Regions from separate parts of the Homo sapiens genome. Here region 1 is linked to region 2. The links are chromatin loops, found by intact Hi-C in ENCODE. Cell type or tissue: heart left ventricle. All regions are shown on one strand.

The links. Peaks named below come from ENCODE experiments on the same cell type or tissue, not always from the same donor. Only the 100,000 strongest peaks of a DNase experiment are listed, where the experiment ranks them.
Region 1: it touches region 2 in a loop (5-fold over the local background); 23 of 110 quality-filtered maps call a loop at or near these places.

What each region holds. Positions count from the first base shown.
Region 1 is chr13:35,206,573-35,214,572 of GRCh38, forward strand. NBEA (neurobeachin) reads left to right here. Exons shown (of 59, transcript NM_001385012.1): 32 at 2,128-2,282; 33 at 4,481-4,607. Among named protein-coding and RNA genes, the nearest start is that of MAB21L1, 270 kb to the right of the region's middle. In heart left ventricle, a CTCF peak has its summit at 3,900; no DNase peak of the experiment used is centred here.
Region 2 is chr13:35,711,710-35,719,709 of GRCh38, forward strand. No RefSeq gene overlaps it. Among named protein-coding and RNA genes, the nearest start is that of LINC00445, 18 kb to the left of the region's middle. RefSeq lists an enhancer at 1,092-1,807. In heart left ventricle, no CTCF peak of the experiment used is centred here; DNase peaks (open chromatin) are centred at 3,052 and 5,187; H3K27ac peaks cover 443 bases.

The DNA of each region.
Region 1 (8,000 bases), 510 kb before region 2:
CCTTTTTTCTGTTGATTTTTATGTAGATCATTATAAGTAGATGCCTTATATCTCATAGACAAAAATATATTTCACTTTAGACAGTGGTAATGATTATTAACATTTATAATACACTTCATAATTGACAAAGTCCATTTAAATATGATCTCATTTAATCTCCCCAATTGTATGCGAAGGAGGTAGCATTAGTCTTACGATTTTACACTCAAAAAAATGTAAGATCATACAGTTTGAGAGTGGTCCAGTTTTCAAGCCTTAGTTTTGAAATATAGTCCACATCTTATATTCTTTTCTGCAATGTCACACTACCTCTCAATGAAATAAACGAAGGCATTAGATGAGGACTTGCCAATATAGGGAATGAAGGCATAATGTGTGCTTTAGGTAATTAGATAGATAGTTGAGAATTAAAGGTTGAGTCTAAAGAATTTGACACCAACATGCTTAAAGAGAAAAGAAGAAAGTACCTAGAAGGAGATAGTGAAGAAATTTTTTGGCATGAGTAAAACTATTTAAGATTATAATACCTTAATTATATTAAGGTATTATACAAAATGTTTTAAGTATTTCTAAAATTAAGAATAATAATTATTACAAATATAGATTATTAACATTAAAGAAGTCACTGAAGATATTAACAAAACCACTTATTTGTGGAAAAAAAAGTGTTGATATTAAGGAAGTTTAAGCAACAAACTTATTTGAGAAAGGACCATTGATGTAGTTTTCTTTAGGTAGATTTTTTTCATTGAGTAAGTATGAAATAGAGATGCATTAAAAAGATGTAAATCAAGTTGGATATTTTAGTACTGTCAGTTACCAGTTTCCAAGCATTACATTTGATTAAAATAGATCATAAATCTATTTGTAGATGAATAAATTCTGTGATGGTTGAGTAAGGTTTGGAAGATATTTGCTAAATGAAGTTTGCAGTGCTATAAACTTTGAGAAGAATGAACCTTTACTGCAAGAAAATTTAGATATTTATTAAGTTAGAGAAGTAGTTTCTTTATACATTTTTAAAAACTGACTAATATCCATATTTATTTGTCATTTAACCTTAACACAATGTCAAATTCAGAAATTTTTAAATGAAATACATTTAAAATACGCTAAAGAAACCTGGGGAAATGTTGAACTCCTCTGTTAAAGAAACCAAGGCTCAAAAGTGAAATAAACTTCTAACCAAATGTCTCTCTATCATCTCTGTTCTCTTTCATTCTAATAATATTCCTACTATAAAAGCAACTCAATTTTGTTCAGAAAAATAAAGCATAACTTTATTGTGCTCTTAGAAGTTTATTTATTATTCCTTGGTTTAATTTTCAGCTTTACTATGAAGAAGCTTTAGAATTTGGCATTTAAAGTCTGGGCACGGTGGCTCACGCCTGTAATCCCAGCACTTTGGGAGGCCAAGTGGATGGATCACCTGAGGTCAGGAGTTTGAGACCAGCCTGACCAACATAGTGAAACCCCGTCTCTACTAAAAATACAAAAATTACCTGAGTGTGGTGGCACGTAGCTGTAATCCCAGCTACTTGGGAGGCTGACACGGGAGAATCACTTGAACCCAGGAGGCAGAGATTGTAGTGAGCCGAGATGGCACCACTGTGCTCTGCCTGGGTGACCGAGTGAAATTCTGTCTCAAAAAAACAAACAAACAAAAAATCAAAAAACAAAAAAAGAATTTGGCATTCAAATGTTTTATGTTTTTACATATTTATGAATATTTTAAACATGGAGAATGTGATATGGGTAAGATGGACATTTTTTATGTATATTTTGCCAAAAATTCTATGTGCAAAGGCAAAATCTCCTAACTTTAGCACAAATTTCTTAATATTCCCAGATTTATGATCACAGTCCATTTGCCATCTTAAGAAAGGTTTGCAGACTCCTAAGTCTTCAAAAATGTTGGCCAAATCAATTAGGCAACACACTTTATAATATATCCTTAATGTCCATATCCTTTCCACTGACAAAGCTGGACTAAGGAGTTTAAAATTTTTTTTTAATTAAAAGAAGAGAGGGAGAAATTCGATGTTGACTATGTATATCTGTTGCAGCAGGATTATAATTCATCTTCAACCTCATGTTTGTTATTTTCAATCCTTCATTTCTTTGCAGGAGTGTTGTGGTGCCTGTAAAGAAACCACCTCCAGGTAGTTTAGCTGTAACCACTGTGGGAGCCACTACTGCTGGAAGTGGGCTGCCAACAGGCAGTACCTCTAATATATTTGCTGCTACTGGAGCTACACCAAAAAGTATGATTAATACAACAGGTATTGTACTTACATATTTTTGTGATACTCATCTTTTTATGTTTTCTGTATCATTTTTCTGCTTATTTGATCTTAAAAATTAAAATACCCTAATCATTTAAGATTATCTTAATTTTTAAGAAGGTTATATTTTATGTTATGACTTTTAGAATTTGTCTGTAGTTGTAGAGTGCATTTTTTAGTGGTCATTTTAGAGGACAGTATTGGTTTTGAGTCTTCTCAAAACAGTGCTGTTTATTTTCAGAGTGAAATCAGATTACTGAAAGATATTTGGGGAGCAGAAGCAAAGGATAATTTGAACACTGAAGTTTGATATGTAAAAATCAGTAAAATGTATCAAGAATATCAAGATGTACTAAAAATGTTAGTGACAGAAAGTAGATTTGGGGACATGATTGGTTGAGTTCTAATATATATTCTTTGCTAAATCCCCTAAGGGAGGCAGAGCTCCCCTAAGAACCTTGACGATATGCAAGCGCCTCAACTTGATAAAAAGTGCATGTGAATAAGAACCATTGTTTGACGTTGAATTAATTCATATACATAGATTATAACTTGATCCAATTCATTGCCCAACAAATTCCTAATGAATCTAGGAACAAAAAATTTCAAATCAATTACAAATATTAAAAGTCTGCCTAAAATAACCTTTTTTTTTTGTAAATTTCCAGAAATGTTCCTGTTGATTATTAGCTAAATAAATCCTTACCCAAATCTTTGTGATTCCATTTTAGGTATTTATACAGCGCAAGATGATCCCTGACTTTTCTTCCCTGACTATAGTAGTCTTCTCTTCTCCAAACTGTATAGCCTTGAACTTTTCCATTTATTATCATTACTTAGATTCTTCCCATTTTTATTAATTTCATAGCTCTTTTTTGTGCTTTCTGTATCTATCTTGTTTATCATACCACCTGAGTCTGACATATCATGAACAACACATTTATGGGGTTGTAGTAAGTAGAATGTACTCTATTAAGAATATTTATATTGGCAAATGAATGTCATTAATGGCATTGTGTCAAAGAATAGACCATCTATTGTTTACCTGTATTATAAATAGATATTTCTATCTGGCTTGTCTGAAGACTTTAAAGTCTTTCCAGTATTAGAGTTTCATTCTTTATACTCATTCAGCTTTCTAGAAATAGGAGTAAAACTGTTTTTCTTTTACTAAAGTATATACGTTAAAAGTGTAAAGGTTTTAAAAATATGAATAAAGTCCTTATTCTTGTTAGGAGTTAGGCAAATGCAAAATGAAATCACCTTTTTTATTTTTATATGAGACAAGTCATGATGTTTTCTTTTTAATTTCTATTTTAAGAATTAATAATATGGAAAGTGATGGTAGCAAGAGTTTTGATGATAATATAAAGTATATAATATTATAATGAGAAAAATGTAAGTGATAAACTTCTTAAAAGTGTGTGTGTGTGTGTGTATGTGTGTGTGTATAAATTGTGAGCCAACAGCTAAAGACTGGGCATACTGTTCATTTCAAATATTGGCACATAGGTGCTATAAAATGTTATAGTGGAAATCCCAGTAAGCAATTCAGTTTTATGGGAATTAGTATAAGATAATAATATTTAGGAACACTAGATGTCCCTCAACTCCACAGCTACTTAATATACTTACGTGGCATATGATAGAAAAATCTTTACTAAAATGGCATCTTTATATCATTGAGGGAAGACTCATTATTTTAAGACCAGGTACTAATGTAACTCATTATAGCCCTTCTTAAGCAGTGATCTTATCAAAAGGAGCATTAGATGCTTCAGTGCCACAAATTTACGCTCAGATAGTTCACTCCAAACTATGTCTTAAATGATGAAAACCAAAAATATTACAATGTAGCTATAAAAAGATAAGTTTTTCACCCCTAAGTTTGCATTGTTTTATCAGCATCATTTTATCGAAAAATTTTTTCATTTCTTGATGTTTTTTATTTATACCCCATTTGTAGTATGTAGTTTTGTTAGATTAATGTAAGTAAATCAATTAGATTTCAATGCAACATCTGTTATATAAAATTATGTTCATTAGCATACTTACTAATGGCCAAATGATTAATTGTCAAATTCGGTTTTGAAAATCTGATGAGTAATTCTTTCAAAATCAGATAGTAATGGTGTAATTAAAATTTTTTTAAATAAATTTATGTTTAAGGCTAAAAATTATTATTTTGGGAACAGGTGCCGTGGATTCAGGGTCCTCCTCCTCTTCCTCCTCTTCTAGTTTTGTGAATGGTGCTACTAGCAAAAACCTTCCAGCTGTACAAACTGTTGCTCCAATGCCAGAAGATTCAGCTGAAAATATGAGGTATGCATGACTACTTTTTATTCATTTTAACTCTTTTTAAATGTAGTGAAACAGTACACAAAAATACAAAAATATAGAAAGAGTTCTTGAGAATGAAGGTTAATTATTTTGTGATTACATTTCACAATTCTGATATTTTTGGCTAGTTATTATGTAAAAATCTATGATATATTTCGATCTAAGCAGAGATCTTCAGTGATTTTAAAATGTTCACTGTCGTATAGTGTATAGTAATTCACTGTCATTTAGTGCATGTTACTATTTCCGGTAAAGGTTAAAACATGTACAAATGGTAACATGATAAAATTGGGCATCTTTGGGGGGTGATAAAAAGTTTAAAATATAAACTTTCAGGCTAGGTGTGGTGGCTCACGCCTGTAATCCCAGCACTTTGGAAGGCCGAGGAGGGCAGATCACTTGAGGCCAGAAGTTGGAGACCAGCCTGGAAAACATGGTGAAACCTTGTCTTTACTAAAAATACAAAACTTAGCAGGGTGTGGTGGTGCACGCCTGTAATCCCAGCCACTCGGGAGGGAGGCTAGGGCAGGAGAATCACTTGAACCCGGGAGGCAGAGGTTGCAGTGAGCCTAGATCACACCACTGCACTCCAGCCTGGGTTGACAGAGTGAGACTGCATCTCAAATAAATAAATAAATAAACAAATAAACAAACAAACTAAGTAACTTTCAAAATAAATCTACAATGTTATATATAACATCATTGGAACTTGAATAAGCAAACATTACCTTATCTGTCATGATTAAAGACCATTCCTAGAAGAGACTGGCCCTCATTCTTGGAGTAAGATTGTGTATACGTGTACACACACACACACACACACACACACGTATGTATTCACAGTTTTTATAGAAGTATAACACAAATATAGAATATAAAAGCTTATTGAAAGAATGAACACACTCATCATCAACAAAGTCAACAAATAGACTGTACACCAGGAACGCCTACTTTGCACTTTTTTCCCAGTCACTGTTCTTGCTTTTCTTCCAATTCCTTACCCTGACTTTTAATACTAAGCTAGTTTTGTCCTTTTTGAATTTTATGTAAATGTAAGTACATCCTATGTATTTCTTTGTCTCTGGCTTCTTTTGTTCAACATTATTTTTATGAGATTCATCTACTATTGTTGCATATAACGAGTTTATTCATTTATTCTCCTTTTATTTATTTATGTGTCTATACCATAATTTATTAATTCATTTTACTGATGATGGGCATTTGGAATTTTCCATTTCTTAGTTATTACAAATAATACTGCTATATAGATAAGGCCACTTATAATTACTATGAGTATACTACTATTACATGTGTGTACTGCACATTAATATGCATATTTGTTAGATAATTTGGAGTGTAATTGCTGATTCGTAGTGTTTGTATATGTTCAGTTTTACTAGATAATGCAAAATGGTTTGCAAAAGTGGTTGTACTAGTTTACTAACTCAGCAGCTGATTATGAGAGGTCTTGTTGCTTCATATCTTTGATAGGACTTAGTATTTAGTCTCTGTCATTTTAGCCATTTTGGCAGAAGTATAGTGGCATTCCATTGTATTTTTAGTTTGCATTCTCCTGATAATAAATGAGGTTGAATACTTTTTAAATACATTGGTCTTTTGTTTTCTTCTTTTGATTTGCCTGTTGAAGTCTCTAGTCCATTTTTTTAAATTGTGGGCTTTTTTTTGTCTTTTTCTAATTAATTTTTTGAAAATGAGCCCTTTGTAGATTATATGCCATACATATATCTTCTTCCATTTTCTGGCTTTTCTTATCATTATCAATATGGTCTATTTTGATCAACAGAAGTTGTAAATTTTAATTAAATTCACTTTATAATTTTTTGGTTTATAAGTGCTTTTGGTGTTGTAAATGCTTTGTCTACATTTTCCCTGTCTTGCCTTCTGGCTGCTTTATTCTTTGCTTTTTATATTTAGATGTGTAATCCATTTAGAATTTTTTGTGACTAAAATGAGGTAGGAGTAATAGGTATACGAAGATGACCCAGCACCATTTATTTGAAAGACACTTCTTTTCCCTGTGTTCTGTCACTTTTGTCACAAATTAGTTTTTCATATACACTTGATTATGGTTCAGCAAGCAGCTCTGCCTCATCTCTTTGTCTGTCTTTAAGTCATACCATCTTAATTAGCCTTAGGTTTAATAAATATTGAGTTGAGTAAGATCTTCTCACCCTGTTATTTTTCCTCAAGAAAGTCTGAGGTATTCTTGATGCTTTGCATTTACATTTATATTTAGAATTAGTTTGTCAGTATCCATTTTAAAAACAACTTGCTGGGGTTTTCATAAGTAATGGAGTATTTGGATCTATTGCAAGTGGGGCTATATAGGTCTCTTTCAATCTGTGACTAACAAACTGTGATTATCATATATTCCTACCATTTCCTTAGGTGTTCTTATTTTTTTTAGTAATGATTTTTAGTTTTCTATGTGGAAGTCTTAGATGTTTCTAAATTGATTTATTCTTAGGAATTGAATATTTTGTATGTTTCTATTTTCCTGAAGTTTTCAGATAAACTTCACTGAAACTATTTGTTTATATTGTTCAAACTCAATAAAAAACACTCATTTTGAGCATACATTTTAATGAGTTTTGATTAGTTTATGCATCCACATAACCACCACCACAATCAAGATGTAGAATATACCCATCACCCCGAAAGTTCTGTGTGCCCTGTTTGTTATTCACTCCTATCTCTGCTCCAGGGAAACACTGAAGTGCTTTTTAACATTGTGAATTAGATTTGCCTTTTCAAGGTTTTCACATAGATAGAATCGACAGTACATACTATTTTTGGTGTCTGTCTTCTTTCATTCATCCTAATGATCTGTGATTTATCGATATCTTTTTGTTTATGAGTAGTCTATTCCTTTTTATTGGTAGGTATTATCCCATTATATGGCTATTAATAATCTACTCTTCTTTTCACCTGTTGATAGCCATCTGGGTTTTCCCATTTTGTTGTAGTTATAAATAATGATTCTATAGATATTTGAAAACACGTCTTGGTGTGGACATAAATTTTCATTTCTTATGGCTGAACACTAGGAGAAAAATTGTGGTTGGATAGTAAGTGTATGCTTAACCATTTGAGAAACTGCTGAGCTGTTGTGCAAAGTAGTAGTATCATTTTATATTACTGTCAGCAATGTGTAGTTCTATTTTTTCCATATTCTTGTCAGCACTTGGTATTGTCAGTCTTTTTAAGACTTTATAATGGGTGGGTAACCATATCTCATTTGGTTTTATGTTTTCTTTCCTATTGATTAATGATGGTGAGTATTCTTTTTTGCATATGCTTATGGGCCATTGAAATCCCTTGCTATCTTTTAAAATTTTTCTTGAGATATGAGTT
Region 2 (8,000 bases):
GAGGTAAGAACTCAAGTAAGACCTATGGATTATATTAGCTCGACCATTTGTCCACTCACTGACATTGGCTGGACCCGGCCAAGACCCCAAGAGAAGAGCAGTCCTGGAGGTTCCCACTGACACTTTAGTTCCTGCACATCAGGAATGGCTTCTCAGCAGCCAGTACCTTTTCCAATGTTCAGAAACAGTTGTTACTTGCCAAGACACGTTACATATCTCCACCACAGACTGCTGCTCGTTCACACTCAGTTTCCTCTGGAAATCTCTGGCAAACACCATCTGGCTGCAGCGGGGGACTGAGCCCTGGTCTTTTGTTGCTCCACGGCCTCCTACTCAGGGGATTTCACCCCTCCTCATGGCCCCCAAGGAGAAGGCCCTCCAGGTCTGTGGGCCCCATTTCGCAAAGGTGGCCAGTGTGTGCCCCGAGTTCCAGTGGCATCATCCCCTTGGTGAATCTGGGTCGGGGAAATGGTGCTTAACTGTTAACCCATCAAGGTTTCATGATCCTTTTCATCTGTGCAGTTCCAGCAGGGAGAGGAGCTGTCACTGTGTATTAGCCTGGTCTCATCCTCCACGATGTTGTCAACTCCCTGGCAGGAGAAGCGATGTTGCATCCTGCCTGTACGTTTCCTCCATGCCTAGGACGGTAGTTTGATTTTAAAGGGCGCCAGGTAAATGTTTGCTGATGAATATTAAACGAAGGAGGAGATGATTTTCCAGCCATCATGGGAGGAGGTCAGGAGGGGCTGGACTCCACTTCCCTTCAATCAGAGTCAATAACTGACCTAAAGTTCTAGCCTGCAATGCGCGGTACTCATGCAAGGTGGGTTGGTGGTGCTAGTGGCATGACTTCTCCCGTTGGATGTTCTTTGCAAGCCCCCTGTCCTTTTCTTTTGATGTACTTACTGGAGGAGTTTGTAATTACTTATAACACAGGCCTTTCATTCTACCTCTCTCTCCTCCTGAACTATAAATTCTGTAGGAATCGGGACAGGGCCTCCTCACCTGGCCCACAGCAGGCACTCAGTAAAGAAGTGATGAATGAATGAACACATTCTTCATGTCATCTGGTGAGCATATTTAATTAAAAATATCAGTGCTTTCTAGGAAGACAAATGAGCTCTGCCACAATCTTTTTCATTTGAAATTCTAGTGCTGATTCTGACTTTAAACTGGTGGTGTTTATTGAGTACTTGCTATGTGCCAGGCATTGTTCTACACTTTTCACTTGTATACTTAAAAAAAAAAAAATCCTCCTGGCTGCATTTGGAGTACACAGTAAAGAACAAAACACCCTCACAGCATCCCTGCTGGAATGCTCACTTTACAGCTGAGGAAACAGAAGCGCAATGAGCTCAAGTACTTGCCCGAGGCCATGCCGCTGGTAAGAGGTGGAAACACCTAAGAATGAAACTGATCTGCCCCTTCCTTTGTGTCTAGACCAACGATGCAATAAAGTAAGTCTACCAACTCACAGCAAGGCCATGGGTAGAGGTCTTGAAAGGCACCATGGAGCCCAGAGCTGAGCTGACTCTTCAAACTCATCACTCTGATATTTCACTTCCTGTATGAACCACCCAGCAACATTCCTAAACTCCCCCTTTCTTAAAAAAAAAAAAGTTCTACATATACTTGCCAAATGACCCAGCAATCCCACTAATGGGTGTTTACCCCCAAATAAATGAAAACATATGTCCTCACAAAGTTCACAGCAGCTTTATTCTTAACAGCTAAAAACTGGAAACAATCTAAACATCCATCTACTGGTGAAAGGATATTCAAATTGCAGCACGCCCATATAAGGAAATACGACTCAACAGCAAAAAGAAATCAGCTGCTGATACGTGCAGCAATGTGGATGAGCCTCAAAGGCGTCCCCTGTGTGAAACAAGCCAGACACAAGAGACTCTATAAGTATGTGCTTCCATTTATATGATATTCTGGGAAAGGTAAACTACAGGGCCAGAAAACAGATCGACGGTTGCCAGGGGCTGGAGGTTGCAGGGTGGAAGGTTCGTTGCAAAGGGTCACAGGAAGCTTTTTTTCTTCCTTGGGACAGGATCTTGTTATGTTTCCCAGGCTGGTCTTGAACTCCTGGCCTCAAGCGATCCTCTCCCTTCGGCCTCCCAAAATGATAGGATTACGGGCATGAGCCATGGCTCCTGGTCAAGGAAACTTTTTTACGGGGTGGAGAGAAGGGGCTGAAAATTTGATTGCAGTGGTGGCACTATATTTGTTGCCAAATTGTACACTAAAAAGGATGAATTTTATTATATGTAAGTTAGACATCAGTAAACCTGATTCTTGTTAAAAGTAATTTTTAAAATCTTTTATTCCAATGTATAAAATTGGTTCTTCTATTCCTTTCCTTATAAATCCAAGCAATAGTTTCATTCTTTAAAAATGCATAATGTGAAAATAGCATTAGGAAAGCTGCCTTGAAATATGGATACTAAATGCATCCCACTGGGCAACTTCAGCAAACCGCTGGGTCTTCCACCACAGTTAAAATAGCTCCTGCTGTCCCCGGGGCAGGAGTGGCTTAAGAAAGCATTTAATCCAGGAGTGCGTGTCTGGAGCTTTGTGTTAATCAGATTCCATATGACTGAATGACCTTTGTTTTCCCTCTGGTGGAATCGTGAACATTTGGGAAAACCGGTTTGCTTTTAGTGAGTGTTGCAGGGTGCAAATGAAACTGTATTCAACCTAGGATTCGACTGGGAGAAAAACAGGAGAAAGGCCACAGGATTGGTGCAAGGACAGCAGGTCAGTGTCAGGGGCTAGGTGACTGGGGAGAAAGCTTGCTGTCCCCTCTGAGTGTCCTCCCCCAAACCTCAGCGTCCCCCCTTGGGAACCCATACCATGGCCCCGGGCAACAGAGGCAGCAACACAAATAAATAGAAGAACTGTTTCATTAAAACCTCCTCCAGACAAGGCCAGCTCTGGATGCAGTCTTCTGTGACCTCTGGGCGAGAGGAGGTGGTGTGTTAAAGACAGGATTACCCCTGAGGCCAGTCTCTGCAGCGGGACAGGGACAGGGCAGCCAAAGGTCAGCCAGGGCAGCTTCCAGCTGGAGGGGGATGGCAGGCCTCAGCAGCACCAGCAGCTTCCCAGGGAGAGGAAGCAGCTGCAGCTGGCGCAGGCAGGAGCCTGGTGCGTACCCGGAGGTAGCAAGCTCACTCAAACCCCTGGGCCATATGATGAGCTGGGGGGAAGCTGAGGCAGCCTGGGATTCCTGCAAAGTGGGTAGGTCCAGAGTCACACAAAAAACTGCTTTCTTACTGTGATATGTATCCCTCCAGCTGGTGTGTGGCTGGGGATGGCACAGACCACAGGCACAACTTTTAAGCAACTGGATTCTGTGCTGCAAAACATGTGCAGCCACGTGACACCTCCCATCCTCCAAAATTCCTACCTGCATTACATACAAATCTCTTTAAAGATTTCTGTGTATGTCTTTCTGCCTCGGCATGCATTTCCCGGGAGCTCTGGTGCATAGCAACTGAATTAGCATCCAGGCCTGCTTAATTAATAAAATGAACCCTGCGTACATCTGCAATCCTTCCAAACAATTTCAGCATTTCTCTCATTTCTACATGGAATTCAGCCTGTTAGCACAAAAAACCATGGTGCACCAAATGCTTGTTTTATCCTTTGAGAGAAAAATTCTTTAAAATACAGGTTGTTTCGGCTGAGACCTTTCAGGAGTTTCTTCTTCTGAACTGTGCTCACTCTGCCTGGTATCTGGGAAACCCCAGGCCTAGCACAAAATAGAGGCCTAATATTTGCTGAATAAACTGTGACCTTGGGTCTGTTGCTTAATCTCTCCCCGAGCCTTAATTTTGCCATCTTTAAATAAAGAGAATAATACCACTCCTGTAGGACTGAAGTGAAGATAGACACAATATATGTAAAACATGCAATACATTGTAACTGTGAAGACATTTAGCACTTTACATGTCAAAAACCACTGAAAAGGAATAGAGACCTGCCTGTTCATCCCAGACCTGCCACCAAATTGTTGGTTGACCTTCAGAACATCCCCAATCTTTCTATCTTGTTGTAGAGACACTGACACCGGTGACTTCAGGATTTTTCTCTAACATTACATGAGATTATCCAGGTTGAAAAGTAGGAATTGTTATTCAATTTCTATAGCTCTGGGATCAGTGTGCTTCCTCCATAGTTAAACTTTTCTTGCTCTGGGAACTGACCCTTTTTAGCTATCAAATTGATCCATGTTTTTGTAAGAGCTCACCTTGGTCCATCTATACATTTCATCTCCACCTGAGTCCAGCGCCAGCACGCCAAGCCCTGCCGGGGTCTCACAGCCCCCCTGAGAAACACAAACATGCCCATGTTCATAAATAAACACTGTTGTCCTTCTTGTTTTTTTTTTTTTCCTAGGAATTGCTACACACGAGTTCCCTTTTCTGCACCTCAGTCTGTGGAGGCAGGGCTGTATTTATTTATTTATTTTGCTCGTCCATTCTCCTTGAAGGCTATTTCCCTCTCGTCATCTTTTGGAGCTGTCACCCTTTGTAGATCATTCTTATTAAGCATTAACTTGGTGAATGGATGAGCATCACTTGGGAACAGCTCTGGGATATTACAAAACATAAAGCAGTCAGTGCAAACATCTGCAAAATTTGGCAATCCACTGTGGTTTCAATGAGCTAGGGGCCAAGTCCTTGACAGGCCTTGAGGTCCTTAGAGAACACTGCACAGGAAAGATTTATTTGCGGAAAGGGTGAGAAATGTCACTTTGCACTTCAGGTATGAGGTGGAGGTGGTCAGCGTTTGCAAGCATGAGTCACTGTCTAATCTTAGCCTTCATGGGTGTTGGCTAAGCTGCCCTCACCCCATTCCAACAAGTCCTTGTAATGGCTTTGAAAGAAGCTTAAAATCCAGGATCACTTCTGGAAGGAGATTTGAGGAGCAGGTGCCATCTCTGGGCCGGGCTCCCTAAATCTCTGGGTTCCAGAGCTTGTCCTCCCACCACCTGGGTGCTAACAGGAGCTTGCATCCCACTCTGCACAATCGAGTGTCTCTGAGGCCAACCAACGCTCTGGGCCCCAGCTTCGGCACCCCTTCTGAGGCGACTGGCCAGCTTGGGCTGTCGAAGGTGGGAGGCCCTGACGTACACCACCAGCCCGCTTCCCCAGCCAGCAGCCACCGAGGCCTCCTGTGCCCACTGACGAGCAGTGACATTTCAGCGAGTGAGCCGGCTGAGCCTCCTCCTGGAGTCCCCAGCAGTGCCACGGACACTCGCCTGTTTACAGAGCATGACTTTGCTTCTTGCTGCCTCACATCCTCGTTCAGCGCAGGGAGAGCAAGCAGGCCCCTTTCCCAGCAATTCCTGGATTCTCCACAGAAACTCCACAGTGATGCTGCTTGGGTTTCATGAAGGGGATGCTGGTATTTGGACCTTTCTTCTTTCCCTGGGCTTTTAAGGCAATGTCTCATGCTTCTAAGATCATTTTCCTCTGAAGGTTGGACCTTGAGATATTGGATCCCCATTTATGATCATGGATAAAACATTCCCTCCAGTTTCGGAGTATGTACTTCAGAGCTGAGGAATGTTTTCTGTACTTTATAAAATCCCATATGCGTTGAATAGCTAATATTTAGCCATCACTACAGGGCCACATGGTGACTTTCCCGGGATCTAGGCAATTTTGCTTTCATGGGCTCCTTCCTCTGTTCATTAAATAAATACATATTTGTATTTGTAAGGGGTGCCAGTGCAATTTTTTTACATGGATATATTGCCATAGTAGTGAAGTCTGGACTCGGTACATCTATCACATCAGTACATTGTACCCATTCAATAGATATTGTTTTTATGACTGTGTTGATATAAGACAAATATAATTCATGGTGGGTTTATTATTATTATTGTATTATATTCATCATTTTCTTCTGATTTTAATGGAAAATAAAAAACACTTTTTGTTTTGTTTTTGTTTCTTTTGAGACGGAGTCTTGCTCTGTCGCACAGGCTGGAGTGCAGTGGTGCAATCTCGGCTCACTGCAAGCTCTGCCTCCTGGGTTGAAGAGATTCTCCTGCTTCAGCCTCCCGAGTAGCTGGGACTACAGGCATGTGCCACCACACCTGGTTAATTTTTGTATGTAAAATAGAAAACACTTTTGGGGGCCCTAAAATTGTCGTGGGTCCTGGGCACTTTTTCCACTGAGTCTGTGGGGTGAGTCAGCCCCTCGTAGAGGCTGCCCGTATTCTTGGATTTGGTCTTGCAGCCTCACCAGGAGCCCAGAGGTTCTCAGTACCTGCACTGCAGCACCAAGCTGGTTGCAGTTTTCTATTCCAATTAGCAATGTCCCATGGCTTGGGTTCGTGTCTGGTTTATCTTTGAATCCCATCCTCACTTCTATACCTTCTGTAGATATTCAACAAAAGTTTATGGAATTAAACTGAAGTTCTAAGATAAAATTTCACAGCCACATCCCAGGAAGGTTTGGGGAGTCAGCTAATGACACTAACTAGGGACCACACGCACACAGTGCCGTGAGATCATCCAGAAGACAAATGATGGTGCTGGTTCCTTCACAACCACGTGGTGGAGACACACCAGGGGAAAAGCCTTCTGCTTAGGCCACGGATCTGGAGCCATCAGCCTTTCCTTGACCCCCAACTGCAAGTTCCTCCATCTTTGTTTTTCGTTTTTTGCTTGTGAATTAAGGTGATAATAATAACAGCAACCTTGTTAAAAAGAGGATGGATGTGAAGATATTAGGACACCACATGGGACACAGGGAATATTCAAGATGTTCGTTCACTATTTTCAGTAGTATAATCTTGTCCTGTATCCGTGTTGAATTATCACCTACATCTTAATGGCTATATTTCCAGAAATTTCTGCAATCAGCTAATATAGTGTGTGTTCAAAATCGAACTCCTTTTCTTATATTGAAACACATAAGGTGTGTCCTTTTCGCCCATGCTGTAAGCTGTTTGAGGACTGAGGCTTTGCCTCTTGTTTTTGTTCTCTCAGAGCCTAGTAAATTCCATTTATGGGGGCAGGTGTGACACAGATACACCGTGAGGCTCCCAAGGGACTGTAGCCTGAAGGATGTTACGTGGTGGATTTAACCACAGAAGTGAAGTGGTGTTTGGGCTTGTGGCTGATGGGTTTAGCTCAAAATTCTATGGATAGAGGCTTTCCCACCAAGCTATAGCATATCTACCCCTTTGCTGCCTCAGGGACTTGCCGTAAAGAGAGACAGGCGCAGGCTGGGGCAGCGGATGTAAATCTGGAAGCATACTTTCTGCAGCACCTATTGGAGCCACACACAAACTGTTCTATGAGCAAACTTGGAACTTCTGCAGAAATAAAAACTATGGACATCTTGATATGGTAGAATAACATTTTTGAGATTTTATTGGAAATAGTATTAACCGGTTTTGAAAATCTCTCCTGGTAAATCTTCCTTCTTTTCTCTCACCTGCTCTGCTTTGCCTCAGGGTGAGACAGCGCAGTTGTGAAAATCTAGAAGGCAGAGGGGAGCTGCCTCTACCTTGGCTTCCCGAAGCCTCGACCCACTAAGCTATCGTCAGGTGCCTCCAAGGCAAACCAGAAAGTACAGGAAGTTTCTCTCAGGGAAAAACCTCAAGAATGGAAAAGAACTTCCTCCACTGGTGTCTAGAAAAAACATGCTCCTCAAGACTGGGAATTAAATCCCAGGGAAGCTGGCTGAGGGGGATCCTGAACATTTTCCTGGACAGAGTCCTGAGAAGTCAAGACCCCAGAGAGGGTTTGCAGGTGGTGCTGAGCCTCATGGGAGCAGCAGAAAGAACGTCACCTCTGCATCTCAGCGCAGGGCAAAGAGAGCCTCATGCCTGTGGACAGGCTCAGCAGATGCCCCGGGGGGGGCCTCCATGGACACAGGACTCAGGGACCACATTTCCTCCAACCTCCTTGCCACAACACTAGTCAAGTTCCTGCAGTTACAACATCACCCTGGGAAAAATGGGGATTGGA